2 separate regions of the Homo sapiens genome follow, and region 2 is linked to region 1. A link is a contact called in ENCODE Hi-C or POLR2A ChIA-PET data. All regions are on one chromosome and are shown on one strand. Each heading gives the region's core, a stretch centred on a gene start or an enhancer-like site at or near the end of the contact. The rest is flanking DNA. Distances are from core to core; before and after follow the strand shown. Region 1 has its middle 11 kb from the start of TNFRSF19. Region 2 holds the start of LINC00327 (long intergenic non-protein coding RNA 327).

Evidence for each region. A loop is a pair of places that touch in the nucleus more often than their neighbours do. ChIA-PET counts read pairs that join two places held with the same protein, here RNA polymerase II (POLR2A). Pooled maps may share reads with other maps.
Region 2: a loop to region 1 is called in a map of heart right ventricle, with 2.8 times the contacts of the local background. The contact joins the promoter of LINC00327 here to the enhancer-like site in region 1. A Hi-C loop is called at or near these places in 27 of 168 maps with a recorded cell type or tissue (Calu3, GM12878, Panc1 and 10 more), 12 of 37 single-sample maps with no recorded cell type and 12 of 50 pooled maps. POLR2A ChIA-PET finds 5 or more read pairs at or near these places in 2 of 52 experiments (GM12878 and IMR-90).

Annotation. Positions count from the first base shown.
Region 1 is chr13:23,555,516-23,563,457 of GRCh38, reverse strand. No RefSeq gene overlaps it. Among named protein-coding and RNA genes, the nearest start is that of TNFRSF19, 11 kb to the left of the region's middle. RefSeq lists enhancers at 1,324-1,553, 2,784-2,963. Within about 2 kb of position 4,382, at least 17 of the 41 ENCODE cell types and tissues checked have a DNase peak (open chromatin) inside an H3K27ac peak, as active enhancers do; they include gastrocnemius medialis, heart left ventricle, heart right ventricle and 1 more, where a contact is called at or near this core.
Region 2 is chr13:23,465,269-23,473,210 of GRCh38, reverse strand. It overlaps LINC00327 (long intergenic non-protein coding RNA 327), which reads right to left and starts at 3,699. Exons shown (of 3, transcript NR_038995.1): 1 at 3,020-3,699; 2 at 2,521-2,697. RefSeq lists an enhancer at 6,369-6,528 and a silencer at 6,639-6,918.

The DNA.
Region 1 (7,942 bases), core at 3,133-5,632:
CCAACTGCACCCAGCTGCCTTCTGCTCTCCAACTTTTCATAAGTGACTCCAAGTCACTCTTACCTGCCATATTGCCCTCTAAATACTTTACTGAGCCCAGGCTAGTTTTCAGAGAAGCTATCCAACTCATGTCTTATAATTAATCAAATGTTTTCCATTTCCTTTTCTGCCTCCTCAGCATTTATCCTGATTAATATACCAGGCTAATTACGAATCTTGGTTCTCAGTAGAGTTTGATAATGCTAACAAAAACTGTTGGTGAAACAGCAGGAAAATGCAAAAGGAGGCACTAAGAAACATCTTCAGAATAATACTACCACTACCAAAAAAAGATCTGCGCTTCATCAGGAAGTAAGTTAGATAAAGACAGGCACGCTCTTAAAAATTGATTCAAGAAATGCCTATCTAAATAAAGTCAAAACATTTAATAATGCAACCACCCATCCAATGGAAGGGCACCCAGCACATAGTTGGGGCATTAAATACACAGAATAGTTAGAGTAACTGGTGAAAATCAGGAACCCACAAAATCTATTTTGGAGGAAAAAGGGAAAATAAAGTGGTCCTGCTAAATAAAATTGAACTGTAGTGTCAGGAGGTAATATAGATGGAGAATCCTTCAATTTCAGAGAATGAGAAATAAGAGAATGTTTACAAATACAGCTTATAGTATATTTTGAAAAGAAAATTCCTAAGGCCAAATTAGATTTTTTTTCTCCTCTAATACACGATAGAAAATAAAGGCAGTTTTAACTGTGTCAGAAATCCTATTTGGCACCATACTCAGCTTATCATAAAATTGCTTTGTAAAAACTTTTTGTTTTGAGATAATTTTAGATTAAAGAGGAATTGCAAAAGTAGTAGAGGACGTTCTCATATATCCTCCACCCAACTTCTTTGTATGTGAACAGGTTACATAATTATAGAACAATTGTCAAAATACTAATCTTGGTACAATACTGTCAATTAAACTACAGAATCTATTCAGAAGATTTACAGTGAACCATTCTATGGGTTTTGACAAATGCACAGTCATGTGTCCATCACCATGGTTCCATCACCCCCAAATCTCCTCATTCTGTCTCCCTTTATATTCAACTCCTCCCCACCTTTGTTTGTTTTAAGATGGAGTCTCGCTCTGTTGCCTAGGCTGGAGTGCAGTGGCACAATCTCAGCTCACTGCAACCTCTGCCTCCAGGGTTCAAGCGATTCTCCTGCCTTAGCCTCCTGGGTAGCTGGGATTACAAATGCCCGCCACAATGCCCGGCTAATTTTTGTATTTTCAGTAGAGATGGGGTTTCACCGTATTGGCTAAGCTGGTCTTGAGCTCCTGACCTCAGGTGATCCACCCACCTCGGCCTCCCAAAGTGCTGGAATTACAAGAGTGAGCCACTGCGCCTGGCCTCCTCCCCACCTTTCTAACCTCTGGAAACCACTGCTCTGTTTTCTCTCCCTGTTGTTTTGGTCTCCCTGTGTCAGATTGCTAAGTCATATATGTGAAAGATATAGGTTGTTTTATGAGAATCTTCTGAGCTGTTTTCCAAAGTGGCTGCACCATTTTGCGTTCCTTCCAGTTATATATGGTATTCTTTCTTCCTCAGGTATCAGATTATTATAAAGCATATACTATGGCACAGTTGCTATTTCTCATCAGCAGAAATTGACTACTTATGGAACATTCTTAAGTTTATCAAGGTTACTTCCTATCTGCTGCCTGAGTCTCAGAGTTTAGTTTATATTTATTTTCCAGCTTTATAGGTAATTGAAAAGCAAGTAAGAGATACATATATTATTGGATGTAAATATAAGAAATTTTATGAGAGGAAACTGTTTTAGTCAACTTTTTACCTTCCAGTGTCCTAGTTAGGTAGGCAGATGGCCTCTCACATGGGGTGGCCTTGGCTTGAATTCCAGTACTTATGTGTGAACTTCTGAGTATGAGTAAGTTACTTGAAACTTCAGCTTTCTTGTTTCTAAAATGGGGATGATAAGAGTACCTACACCGAGGGTTCTTGTGAACACCAGAATAGTACTGACATGCAGTAAGCATGGAACACACTTTAACTCTCAGCTATTTAAAGTGTTGCTAAAAAAAATAGCCTTGTCATCTTTGATTGTAGCAGGTGAGAAAAAATTGTTTCCCATCGGAAGAGAAAGTCTCTGTAATTCTGTTTTTTCTAAGCATTTCTCGTGTTGAAACAAAAAAGATATTTTGCATTTTGGCAAACAACATGTTTCATAGCATTTGAAAGTGGAATTTCACTTTCAAATCAAAAGTTTGACTTTGAAAAAAATTATGTAAAATTAAATAGTTAAAGCAAGAAGCAAAAGCCTTATTCTCTATACATATGAGAAATCCGAAGTGTGTTAGGACGTTTTTCAGAGGGAATATTTTGTTCATGTTAAAATTCATTGTTACATATACACCATTCTTTAGATGAAGGTATGAAATTACAATTGAGATTCTCTCAAAATAGAGAGAGAGTACAAAGTTCAGTGGTTGACAGGGACCTTCTTACACAGGTATAGCTAGACAGTAAGCGAGTCTTCCACTATCGCAGGGGCAGGGAGCCCCAAAAGACAGAAGGATGTTTGGTGCTTGGTCCTTCAAGAGTACATGAGCCAGGGGTGTAGCAGAGGCAGGCATCTCCATGGAGACAGGAGGAGCACCTGGGAACACAGGAGAGGTGGTCTGTGTGTGGTGGGGCGGGGACAGTGTTGGGCAGGGCAACATTTTGTGATTCTGCTCTCCTGGAGTGGTGCGGCCTTCCTAAAGACAGAGCAGAGACCCGAGGAGCTGGGGAGACACAGGACTTCTTGCACTATGTCTAAGGGGGGGGTCATCTTGAAGGGCCGGTTGTGAAACAGGTGAATGGTAAATATCAACGAGCAAAAGATGGCGGAAGTCTCGCTGGTGAAGTCAGGAGAGTGATTAAAGGGGAAGAGCCCCAAGGCCCACTATACATGGGACTCCGGCAGGAGAGGCTGTGTGGGCAGAAGCAGAAGGTGTCCAGCCCTGCCTTGAATGTCTTGATGATATGACAGCTTATTTGGGGTCTCTAAGAGGCTGAGGATACTGGGGAACTCTCAGTTTCCACACGGTATTCTGCTTGACTAGCTGCCCTTTGCCGGGTGCTCTGCAGGCTCTTAATCAACTCCCCCAGTTCACAGGCCGGGAAACCAGGGGTCAGAAAGGCTATGTCACTTTCCAAGGTCATGTGGCTGAAATTGACCTCAGGCCTGTATGACTCTAGATCATACTATTTCACTATTATCTTCTGTTAATTAAATCAAATATATTTCTAAAAGGGTGTTTTAGTTTTCACAAGCACAGAGCTCTGCCACTGAAGTGTTAATGGCCTCTGTAAATTGCCCTGGGCTTCTTGGGCCACAGAAATCGGCTACAGGAGGCTTATGGACTCCCCCTTTTAAAAATGTTTAATTTCGAAGGCTGAGGCAGGAAGATTGCTTGAGGCCAGGAATTTGAGACCCCGAACTCTACCCAAAAAAAGTGGTGAGTGCCTGTAGTGCGTGGTGAGTGTTTGTAGTCCCAGCTACTTGGGAGGTTGAGGCAGGAGGATCTCTTGAGCCCAAGAGGTTGAGGCCGCAGTGAGCTGAGATTGTGCCACTGCACTCCAGCCCAGGCAACAAAGCAAGACATATCCAAAAAAAAAAAAAAAAAAAAAACCACGGTTTAAGGTTTAATTTCAAGCATTTTTTTCTTTTTTTGTGATTACAAAACAGCATATTTTATTATAGAAAATTGAACGATTACGGAAAAACAAAGTAAAAAAATTACCAATCTCACCCACAATTCTAATTTTCTTCTTTAAAAAAAATTATGTAAATTTAAATAGTTAAAGCAAGAAGCAAAAGCCTTATTTTGCGCCCAGAGGTAACCCCTGTCAACAGCTGTTGAACACACTTCCAGACAAATATTCTTTGGATTTGAGAACACGAGCATAGCTCAGCAACTCCTGCCGCAGCAGTTCTTCCTTACTGGCAAATACTGGAGAGAGGGAGGTAGCCGTGCTGTGCTTTCTGCCAAGGGTGTTCTTTCTCTCTTATTTATTTAACCTTCTCGTTGGTATCTTAAGTGCTACTTCAGTGTGATATTTAATACGTGAAATGCGTTTCTGCTGCTTTATCTCACAATTGTATCTATGTGCAAAGCTTTATGAAACAAATACCTCTGACAATCACCCCCTTTGTTGGGAATGTCTCTGACACTGGGGGAGAAATTGCAAAATAAGATGCTGTCCTCAAATGAGGTTCCTAAGAAGAAAGGTCTCTTGTGTTGGAACTAGAATAGAAATTGCACCATTTCCTCTCTAAAGGTCTAGCATGAAAAGAGAAACATGACTCAGAGATCAGCACATCAGAGCAGGAGTCTGTAAGAAAAAGTCAAAGGACATGCGCACAGAGAAGGCGAGCGCCTTCCTCCTCCCGACTGTTCCAATCCCATAGCACACGTCCACGCCGCTGAGCCAAGAGGGACATCTCCTCAGTGTATCTGTGCCGGTGTGTGCACACCCCTCACAGGCACCTCACACATACCACACATCCACAGACATGCAAACACAACATATACACATTTCACACACATACACACCTCACATACACCTCACACACACCACACACCACACACACCACTCACACACATACACATACAAATACACCATATACACATTTCACACACATAGCACACCTCACATACACTTCACACATAACACACACCACACACTACTCACACACATACACATACAAATACACCATATACACATTTCACACACATAACACACACACACCACACACCTCACATATATACACATACAAATACACCATATACATATTTCACACACATACACACCTCACACACATACACACCTCACACACATACACTTCACACACACACCACACCATATACACATTTCACACATATACTCACCTCACACACCACACTCACCTCACACACATACACACACACCATATACATATTTCACACATATACACACCTCACACACACACCACAGGCACTCCTCACACACCACACACCTCACACACATACAAATACAAACACACCACATAAACATTTCACACACATACACACATTCACACGCATACATACGCAAATACCTCCAACACATACACACACCTCACACACACCACACACCTCCCACATCTCACACCTCAACCCCCCACACACCTCGCACACACACCACACACACCTCACCCCTCACACACACACACCTCACACACATACACACACACCCCTCAAACACATACACATACAAACACACCACATACATATTTCACACACATATACACCTCACACATACACACCACACACTTCACACACCCCATACTTCACACAGACACACACCTCACACACCACACACATACCTCCCATACCACACACATGTATGCGAACACACCTCACACATACACCACAAATGCACCTCACACAGACCTCACAAACATACACCACACACCTCACACACTATACACACCTCACACACCACAAACACACCTCACACACCACACACACAAATAGACCACATACACATCTCACATATACACACACACCTCACACACACACAAACCACACACAGACACATCCAGACCACACACGCCACACACAAACCCACACACCTCACATATATATACACACACCCCACACACACCATGCAGACATGTAACACACCCACCTCACACACAAACACACCATACACATGCTACACAAACTCACACTAGTGTCTCCTTGTTTCTAACAGCAAAATCAAGCCATCGAGTCACCTTCAGAGTACTTAGCCTCTGTGCTGGAGGGTTTTCAGTGTTTGCATGCCTTCTGATGTCAATATTTTTAGATGATTGTTGTTAAGGTATAAATGATTTCTTTACACGTGACAGTGCAGCCTGAGCTCTCACCTTGGGATAAAGTCTCCAATTTAATTCACTGGATACATGCACACACATACCACATACCACATACACACTTCACACCCCACACCCCATGCATCACACATGTACACACCACACAAATACCACACAGAAACACACCACGCACATCACACAAACACTTCATATACCTCACACATGCACACACACACCTCTCACAGACACACGTGCACACATCTCATACAGACACCCCCTATACACCCCACACATGCACACACACCTCACACTATACACACATGCTACACAAAGACACGCTCCACACAAACATGCCACACACACCACACACACACAACTCACACACACATCTCACATAAACACACACTTCACACACCACACACGTACAAATGCCTTACACAGAAACACACACCTCACAGACACCTATCCCTCACACACTTCATACAGACGTATACAGTCACACACACAACACACACACCCCTCACTCACACACTATACACACCTCACACAGGTACACATACCACACGTGCCATACACACACTCAAGCACATGGACACTTTTTTTAAACAGGTGCTTATAATATCCTCTACTATATTGTTTTATAACCTACTTCTGTAGATTAAAGATATCAGAATGCTAGCATATTTCTTTATTGGTAGACATTATTTCCAACCGGTTATGGTGAACGACATCATAGTTCATACCTTTGTTGAGTGTGCTAATATTTATACAGGGAAAATTCCTACAAGATTGCTCGGTTTGATGGTGTGCACATTTGAAATGATATGGCACTTCCACTCTACTCTCAAAAAGGTCGGATCAGTGGATGATATTGCCAGCAGTGTGTGAAATGAAAACACGTTGTGGACGCAAAACCTCACCTTTGCTAGCATTGAATTTTATCAGTATTTTCAAATCCTTGTCAATTAAATAGGTGAAAATATTATCTCATTGTTTTAATTTGATTAATATTATTTTAATTTGAATTCTTTATTAGATTATAAGTGAAGTTAGACAATTTTTCAAATATTGACTGGCCATTTGTATTTCCACTATTACGATTTCCTATCTCTTTTTCTATTATTTAGCATGTTCTGACTGATTCGAAACAATTTTATTTATTTATTTGAGACAGAGTTTCATTCTTTTGCCCAGGCTGGAGTGAAGTGGCGCCATCTCGGCTCACAGCAACTTCTATCCCCCGGGTTCAAGCGATTCTCCTGCCTCAGCCTCCCTAGTAGCTGGGATTATAGGTGCCCGCCACCACGCCCGCTAGTTTTTGTATTTTTAGTAGAGATGGGGTTTTGCCGTGTTGGACAGGCTGGTCTCGAACTCCTGACCTCAGGTGATCCACCCACCTCAGCTTCCCAAACTGCTAGGATTATAGCACCCGGCTGATATTTATGTTTTAAGTAATAATGTAGATCTCATATATTTGCAAATATTGTCTCCCAATCTGCTGCTTGCATTTTAAGCTTGTGTGTGTGTGTGTGTGTGTGTGTGTATGTATATAACACAATCAATCAAATAGATTATTCTTGGCTCATGGTCTACTATTGTTCACGTACAGACTTTTTTTTCCCTGATTTGTTTTATTTGTTGTATTGTATTATATTGTATTTTACTTCATTTTGTTTTTCCTTCCATTCTCATGTTGAATTTTGTTTTCCATTCCCTTCCCCCAGTATTACTCATGTGCATTTTACATTTCTTTTTCCCCTAATTTCTGGATTTTGTGTTAGGATTAGGAAAGCCAGGACTTCTCTGAACTGGAGTCTCCTTGTCGGTAACAGCAAAATCAAGCCATCAAGTCACCTTCAGAGTACTTCATTTATGTGCTGGAGGGTTTTCAGTGTTTGTATGTCTTCTGATGTCATTTTTAGATGATTGTTTTTAAGGTATAAATGATTTATTTACACGTGACAGTGCAGCCTGAACTCTCACCTTGAGATAAAGTCTCCAATTTAATTCAGAAGTGCACTAGCTCATCACCTTTCCTAAGAGGGCAAACAAGCATTTCCTTCACCAT
Region 2 (7,942 bases), core at 2,450-4,949, 90 kb after region 1:
TTTTATTTTATTTTATTTTATTTTTGAGACAGAGTATTGCTCTGTCATCCAGGCCGGAGTACAGTGGCGCGATCTCGACTCACTGCAACCTCCGCCTCCTGGGTTCAAGCAATTCTCCTGCCTCGGCCCCCCGAGTAGCTGGGACTACAGGCACACCCCATCACGCCCGGCTAATTTTTGTATTTTTAGTAGAGATGGGGTTTTACCACATTGGTCAGGCTGGTCTCGAACTCCTAACCTCAGGCGATCAACCCACCTTGGCCTCCCAAAGTGCTGGGATTATAGGCGTGAGCCACTGCGCCAAGCTTGTACATCAGCTTTTTGTCCTCTGGAAATGTGTTGAAATTTCTTGTCTACTGATACCCTTCCATGCTTTTTTTGTTGCATGAGTTTATTCCTCTTTGTATTTCTACGTTGTCATTTCATTGGGGTCTCAGGAGGGACACGAGGTAAACACATATGTTCAGTATGTCATCCTGAACTAGAATAGCCAGGTTTTGGTTATGGAAAATAATAATGCTGAATGTTTTTTGTCTAAGCATACATTTTCATTTCTCTGTGTAGATATTTAGAAGTGGATGTATTTAACTTACTGAGTCACTGACAAACTGTTTTCCAAAGCGACTGTATCTTTTCTACATTCTCACCAGCAATGTATAAGGATTCCAGTTCCTCTAAATCTTTACCAGAATTCAATATTTTCAGTTTTTCTGATTAGAGACATTCTAGTATGTGTGTCATAGTATCTCAGTATGGTTTTAGTTCGCATTTCTTTAAGCACTGATAATGTTGAGCAACTTTTCATATGCTTATCTGCTATCATAATATATTCTTTGGTGAATTATCTGTTCATATCTTTTGCTCAACATTTTGAATTGTCTTTTTTTAATGGAGTGATAAGAGTTCTCTATTCTGATGCAAGTCCTTTTTCAGACACATGATTTGCAAATATTTAGTCTTAGCTTGAGACTAAACTTCGCATTTTCTTTTTTCTTTTTTTTTTTGGAGACGGAGTCTCGCTCTGTTGCCCAGGCATTACAATAATAAATTTCCCAATATTAAACCATTCTTCAATTCCTAAAGTAAATTCTATTTAGCCTACTCTTTTAATATGTGGTTAAAATATTTTTATAATATTTTGTGATTTTACACCTATATTCATAAAAAGATCATAGCTTCGCGTCTTTTTAAAGGTTTTTATCTTTTGTTATTAAGATTGTTCTTGCTTCATAAAATGAACTCAATAATTGTCTTTGTTTTTTCTCTATGTTTTAGTACAGCCTGAATAGCCTATGAATGATGTATTATCACAGAATTTAAAGACATTTACTTCTAAAGCCCCTTAAGTCTAAAATCATGGTTCTCAAATCTAATTGCATATTAAAATCACCTGGAGAGCTTTAAAAACTCTCAATGCACAGGCCACACCCCTGATAAAAGAATTCAGAATCTCGGATGTAAGGATTTTTAAATGCAAAATAAAATGAAAGGCTCAATAGTTTATAAAGTTTGTGCTAGATCTAATCTTTTCTGGTTTTGTCTGTAATTGGTCCAATAGTAAATATTGATTCATCTGTAATTGTTCTGACATCAACTAATGGTGTCCATAGCAATAGCACTACAAGCCAGTTTCTCTGCCTTTATCTCGCTTTAATTGTACACAAAACTAATAAGGCAAAGCACGTAATATAATAACTATTTTAAAAGCAAATGAAACAAACTTTGGAAGGTTAAGTGGCAAAGCCGCTTGACTCCCATCACTTTGGCATTTCAATCAATAATAGAGTCTAAAGACCAAACAATAAAACAATGGTTAACATAGAAAAAAAGAAATACGAGTTCATTAACTAACCAGGAGATCTTATTTCCAAAGAGTAAATCTGATTACATTGTTCCTGTTTAAAACCCTTCAATGGCTTCCTTATGCCTAAAAGGAAAAAAAAAATCCAAATTCCTTTGTGTGGCATAAGAGGTTCTTTGTGTAACACAAGATCTGGCCCCTCATCACCTCTCCAGTCGTATTTCTCAAAAGACCTCTCTTGCTTCCTATACTCAGTCATGCAAAATGTTCTGCAATTCTCTGAATGCCCTGGCTTTTCTTTTCCTTTTTGTGCCCATGTCTGTGCCCAAGTTATTTGCTTTTTCTGAAAGATCTATCTTTCAAAACCTTCTTTTCCCTCCCTCCCTCCAACCCTGTTGACCAACTTATCTTTTAAAGTCTGATTCAGTTTCAGGGCCATCTCCTCCGAGACCTTCCTTCCTGACTGCTTCTCGAGTTCCCCTATAAAACAGTGACTGCCCAAAGAGCAGCAACAGTTTGTAAATCATTCCATTCATGCTGCCTAGAACAAAGCTGCAGTTGTGTTTAGTAAAGGTTTATCAAATGGATGAAGACTGGTCACTATTAGTCTTGACCCCTTCTATTTGAAATATGTGAAATACACAAAGTAAAATATAATTTCTGATAGGGGCTGATATCAGGAACTGTAGGAGATCTGTCCATTGAACCCAAGGTCTTACCTATTAAATCTCTACTGTTGCCAGTCTGCGCTCCTGGATTTTCAAGGGGCTCCGTGGAATTGGGAGGCTGATGAAGCTGGTGACCACCCTCCGTAAGCATGCTGTGTTGGTGATTCCAGTGCTTACTCCTTTCCTCAAATGTGGTCATAAGAAGTCAGGAAAGTCAATATGCTTTCACTAGGAAAAAAGGAGGAAAGCCTGCTTTAGTTGGTTGTTACATTTTTGATGAGGCGAAAATTCAAACAAAACTGTAACCACAAGGACCATTAATTGTTCTTTCCTGCTAATAACCATAGTTAGCCAATTGGATTGTGAGTGTGTGGCATGCTTGTATTGTGTATGTGAGTAGGGAATGCACGTGCGTTAAAGTTCACATGTGCTTAAGAGCTTAGACACACCCGCAATTTGCAAGACAGCTTCATGTCCTGATGTGGCCAAAGCTGTGTAAGAAGCCTGAGCTGTAATTACTCCGCACAAATTTACATCCTGGGGTACTCACATCATCCTGTGGTCTGTATGCTCTGTGGCTACACACCTGGCTGAGAACAGAATTAATGATGAGAAACGTGCCTGCTTCTCTGCATAAAAGATGATGTCTGAGTAGAAGGTCGCCAAGGGAGGATTAAGAGCAAGAATGCGAGAATGTGCTCAGGAATCCGTGCGTGAGATGATGAGCTTGTGAGCTGATGTTGATTCTGTGCAGTTCCCAGTGTCTTATTCACAGGCAAGATTTTCTTGCTCATCGTTCAGCCTTCAATGTTTTAAGCAAAGATTTTTAAAAAGATCTAACAGGAAACGAGGAGCTGCAGTGAAGCTTGGGCAGTCAGTTCGAATCTGAATAAATATTTGTCAGATTGGAGAAGCGCTGAAAGCATTAAGATACTTGGAGATTTCTCTTTTTCTTTGGCAAGAAGCATGACTGAGACAGGTAAGGGCTAGGAATTCTTCCGGATCACTCCCTCCAACAATGGTCTTTCCTTTGAATTTGCACTTTGGAGTCTGACACAGATTAGTGCTTCCTAGTCCTCTAACTGTAACACATGCCTCAGTTTCCCTTCTCCGATAAGATTGCAATATCTTTGGGTGCAGGAAAAAAAATAGTTGATCCTTTTCTTTGTAGCCCAGCAAGTTCCAGGCACATTAGAAACTGATTAGAAACTGGTACACAAGTGTTACTTGCTTAATTTATTATAAATGCTTTAAAAATGAGGCAATGACTATCATTGAAAAATAAAACCAAACTGTGAAGAACTTCTCTCTTCCTGTTAGTGGAGACTTTCCACAGAATTTTTTTTTTTTTTTGGGAGGCAGTGGACATGTTGAGTTTTCAATTGAATATTTTGCTGCAAACAACTTAGGAGGAGAGGAAAAAAGAAAACGCAAAGCCAAACAAAGCTGGTATTTTTCAAGTGCTCATTAATTTCAAAACCACGGTGTCTTTCATTGATTTTTTACCATTAAAAAGGACAGCAATGCCCATCTGCTCAAAATTCCATCCAGAAATGAAATTATGAATTAAAGCTGTGTTACACATGCACAATTGAGACATCCTCTGTTTGGGCCTGCCAGATGACACACTGAAACAGCCTGGGGTCTGCACTTGGGGTGCTGCCAAGGAAGCAGATACACGGCTGATGAAAATCATCCATCATTTCAAATCAGAGGTGCCATATTCCTGCAGACTCCTGTTATGAACAATCTCATTTGATCTTACATTGGAACAAGCTGTCTTCAACACTCAGGCCTGGCCCCAGGCACAACGAGGCAGATGGAATAGGAATCTCTCATTCCATGCCTGCATTTGCCGGAATTCTAGGATTTTGTCAGAAGTTTTCTTGTGTGAACCTAGCCTGACAGGATTAACTTCACTGAGTTGTGCTTCAATATCAGTTCTTACCTCCTTCAATTTGTGCCAAAACTCTCATGGAGGACAGTGTTCATCATTTTTTCACTTAAAACCATATATATGAGTCATTATATAGAGCGATTCTTTTTAGATTCAGTTTCCGGGAAAAAAATTAAAAAGTCACATGATCTTTCTGTCTGCTAATGATATTATGCACGTTGCTCTTGTCTCTATTTTTGCCTTGGCCTCCAGGAAGCTCACAGCCACGTTTTACACTCAAATACAGAAATAATATTACCATATGCTAGTATTACCGTATTTGTGATACTCTTTTCTGTTGATCCTTAGTTTCCATTTCCATTCTTCTTTTATTAAGCCTAACACGTTTTTTGTTGTAAGCTATATCAAAATCATTTTGGAGAAAGGCCAGGCTTATATAAATGATAAAGCATAACCATCTTTTATTTCCCAGCCAAGTGGTTTGTGTTTTAGAGTATATACTTTTAGAAGAAACAGATTGTTTCTTTAAACAGATGAAAATCAAATATCTTCCTTCTTCATGAAGTTAACCACGGTTAGATCATCCACATTGATACAGATGCCTGATAAAAGATCAGGATTGCGTTTGACAACCAGGTTTCTCTTACACATTCTCAGCAGCTTTCAGTCTCTGAAGTTTTTAGTCTTCTTTATTTACTACATTAATCTTGAGAGTAAACAAGGTTCTTATCAAAAATTAATATTTTAATATTAAAAGAATTTATTAGAAAATAATTTATTTAATCTTTTAATATTTAAAAGATATTAAATAAGTTTACAAAGACAACAGCAACTAAGAATGACCATGACTGAATAGAGCAAAACTGTACTAAAATACAACAAATAAAATAAAGGAATATATCCGTGAAATGTTAAGAAAGGCACTGGCCCAAATAATCAGTACTGAGACTCCATCTTGGGTTTGCTTTAAAGCCTCTAGCATGAAGCTGATGGCTGCCCAGTCATCTCAAGGGGCAGCACTGTCCCTTAGGAGCTTACAGTTGAAGCCGACTAGGCAACCCCTAGCCTTGGGCAGAGCTGAAACTCAGCACTTACACACAGGACTGATGTTATAACTCGGAACACAGACTCCTCAGTTTCCTTTGATGCTTTTTTTCTGAGGGCCACTCACATCCGTCTTCTGTCTTCTTTCATGATCCTATCTTAACAATCATGTAAACTCAATCCTTTATCAGACACTCAACAGAAGCAGACTTTGTCAATTACTGGTGGAGAGAGTGTCCTAAAGAAGCTATCCATGAAAACAAGGGTGACCCGGCAGGCTTCACGAAGCCTTCACGAAGCCAGAGGGCAGGGGACATCCACCCTCACTCAGGACACCCTTGGGGCACTCTGTGCATCACCCCGCACAGCTGCTACTAATTAAGCCCTTCTGGGCACCATGTGTTTCCGTGACCTGCTCTTCCTGTGTCTTGTACTCATAATTTTTTCCCATCACATCACATGATCCTGCAGTTTCGGGACAATGCTGACTTCCTCTGCCATCCTCCGCAGCACACAGTGGGGCTCCTGCCACCCCGGGCCTTCTTGTGTCCTAGCTGAGCTGTGGACGGCCCTGCTCTCCCACCGGATCCTCCTGGGTCATGGAAGGATTCTTTGGAGACATGATCAGCTTCCTTACCCACCACCTGTGTGCCTTGGGCAACTGGAGTTCTCAAGCTCCAAGGCCTTCGTTTTCTCAGCTGCAAAATGAAGAGACTGGAACAGCCTCCTGTTTTGAAGAATCCCACCTGAGTTTATATCAGAACAATCTGAGATAGATATATAGATATAGATATATATCTTTTTACATTTTTTAAATGTTCTTTCCCCCAAAACCATGTCCTTTAAGTGGAGGAATCTATTTTTTAAAAATGATGTGGTTGTGCCCTCCAGTGGTTGAGCGTGAAGTCATCAGGCTGTTCGGGTGACAGCAGGGCTCGCAGGAAAGCGCAGGCCGTGCTAAACCGCCGAAGGACGAAGGTGGGTCTAAAGATAGATGAATCTGCTACTCCGGAAAGCACCGAATCGCCGTGTAGACCGGTCACCAAGTATAACTGCGAGCCCCAAGGCGTCACCAGCATGGGCATCCCAGCCTCGGTGCTTCAAGTCCTACTTCTGCTTGGCTATCGGGAAAGGCACGGCTTCGGGGCCACTTCTAGGCTCTCAACACGCGGCCGCTGCTGGGAATCCTGGCGGCCGCGGCTCTTCGCTCTCCAGTGGACCCAGTACTCCGAGAAGCCGCAGAGGCCTGGCCGCTGCAGCCTGCTCCCGACACCCGCTGGTCCGCCCCTCCCGCTCGGCTGCAGGGCTGGGGCGCCCACAGGCGGCAGCCGTCAGCCCGCGCCCGGAGGAAGCCCACGGCCGCCCCGGCTCCCCGCCCGCAGACGCAGCTGCGCAGCCTAGCGGGCTGGGTAGCGGGACAGCAGCGCACGCTGCCCGCTTCCGCTCGCTCCCCCGCGGGCCCTGCTCGATCGTCAGGGTTGCTGCAGGCGGAACTGGAGGAATAAACGCAAAGCCCCAGCCCCTCGTGAATTTCAGGGCCCCTCTCACGTGCAGGGTGTTCCCGCTTATTTCCAGACTCCTTGGATGCAAAACAATGAGTGAAGAACTGACAGTGAAGGCGGAGGGACTTACCTAAGTTATGCAATGATAAATAAATGGCAGATGAAAAATGGGACCTTTGGTTTCTAGTCAAAGTCCTTAGGAAGCGATTCGGCAGACGCAGGCCCAGGTGGCGAGGAGAATGGCCCCTTAGCCAGCTTTTAGGGTTCCGTGAGGGCTGAGCTAGGAGGGAGAGAAAAGGTTAAAGACCCTTCCGGTCCTTAGCATCACCACGAATGAACGTTTACCGAGCACTTACTTTATAAAGAGCACTGTGATAGATGCTGGGGAATATTCAGAGGAATAAATAGGACAATCTCATTTTCCAGGTCTACATTCACTGGAAGGGTCCCCTCCTGCAGGAACTCATTACTGGTCAACCACTGTGCCCTGTATGAAATCTACATGCTGTAGATTTCAGACATGTTTTCTGCCTCCGAGAGATTTATATGCTAGCAAACAAAAAAAGACATATATATAAGGAGATAAATAATAGCCAAGATATTTTTTGAAAAGTATTTGGGGTAAAAATACACATAAAAACATTTACCATCTTAATCATTTGTATGTGTCCTCTTCAGCAGTGTTAAGAACATCCACACCATTGTGCAGCCACACTCCAGAACACTTTTCATCTTGTAAAACTGAAACTCCACAGTCATTAAACAACATTTTCCCATTCCCCTTCCCCTAGCTCCTGAAAAACCACCATTCTACAGATGCTCCTTGACTTATGATGGGGTTAGGTCCAGATAAACCCACAGAAAGTTGACAATGCATTCCATGCCCCTAACCTACTGAACATCACAGCTTAGCCCAGCCTACCTTAAACGTGCTCAGAACACTCACAGTAGCCTACAGTTGGGCAAAATCACCTAACATAAGGCTTATTTTCCAATAAAGTACAAAATATCCCACGTAATGTATTAAATA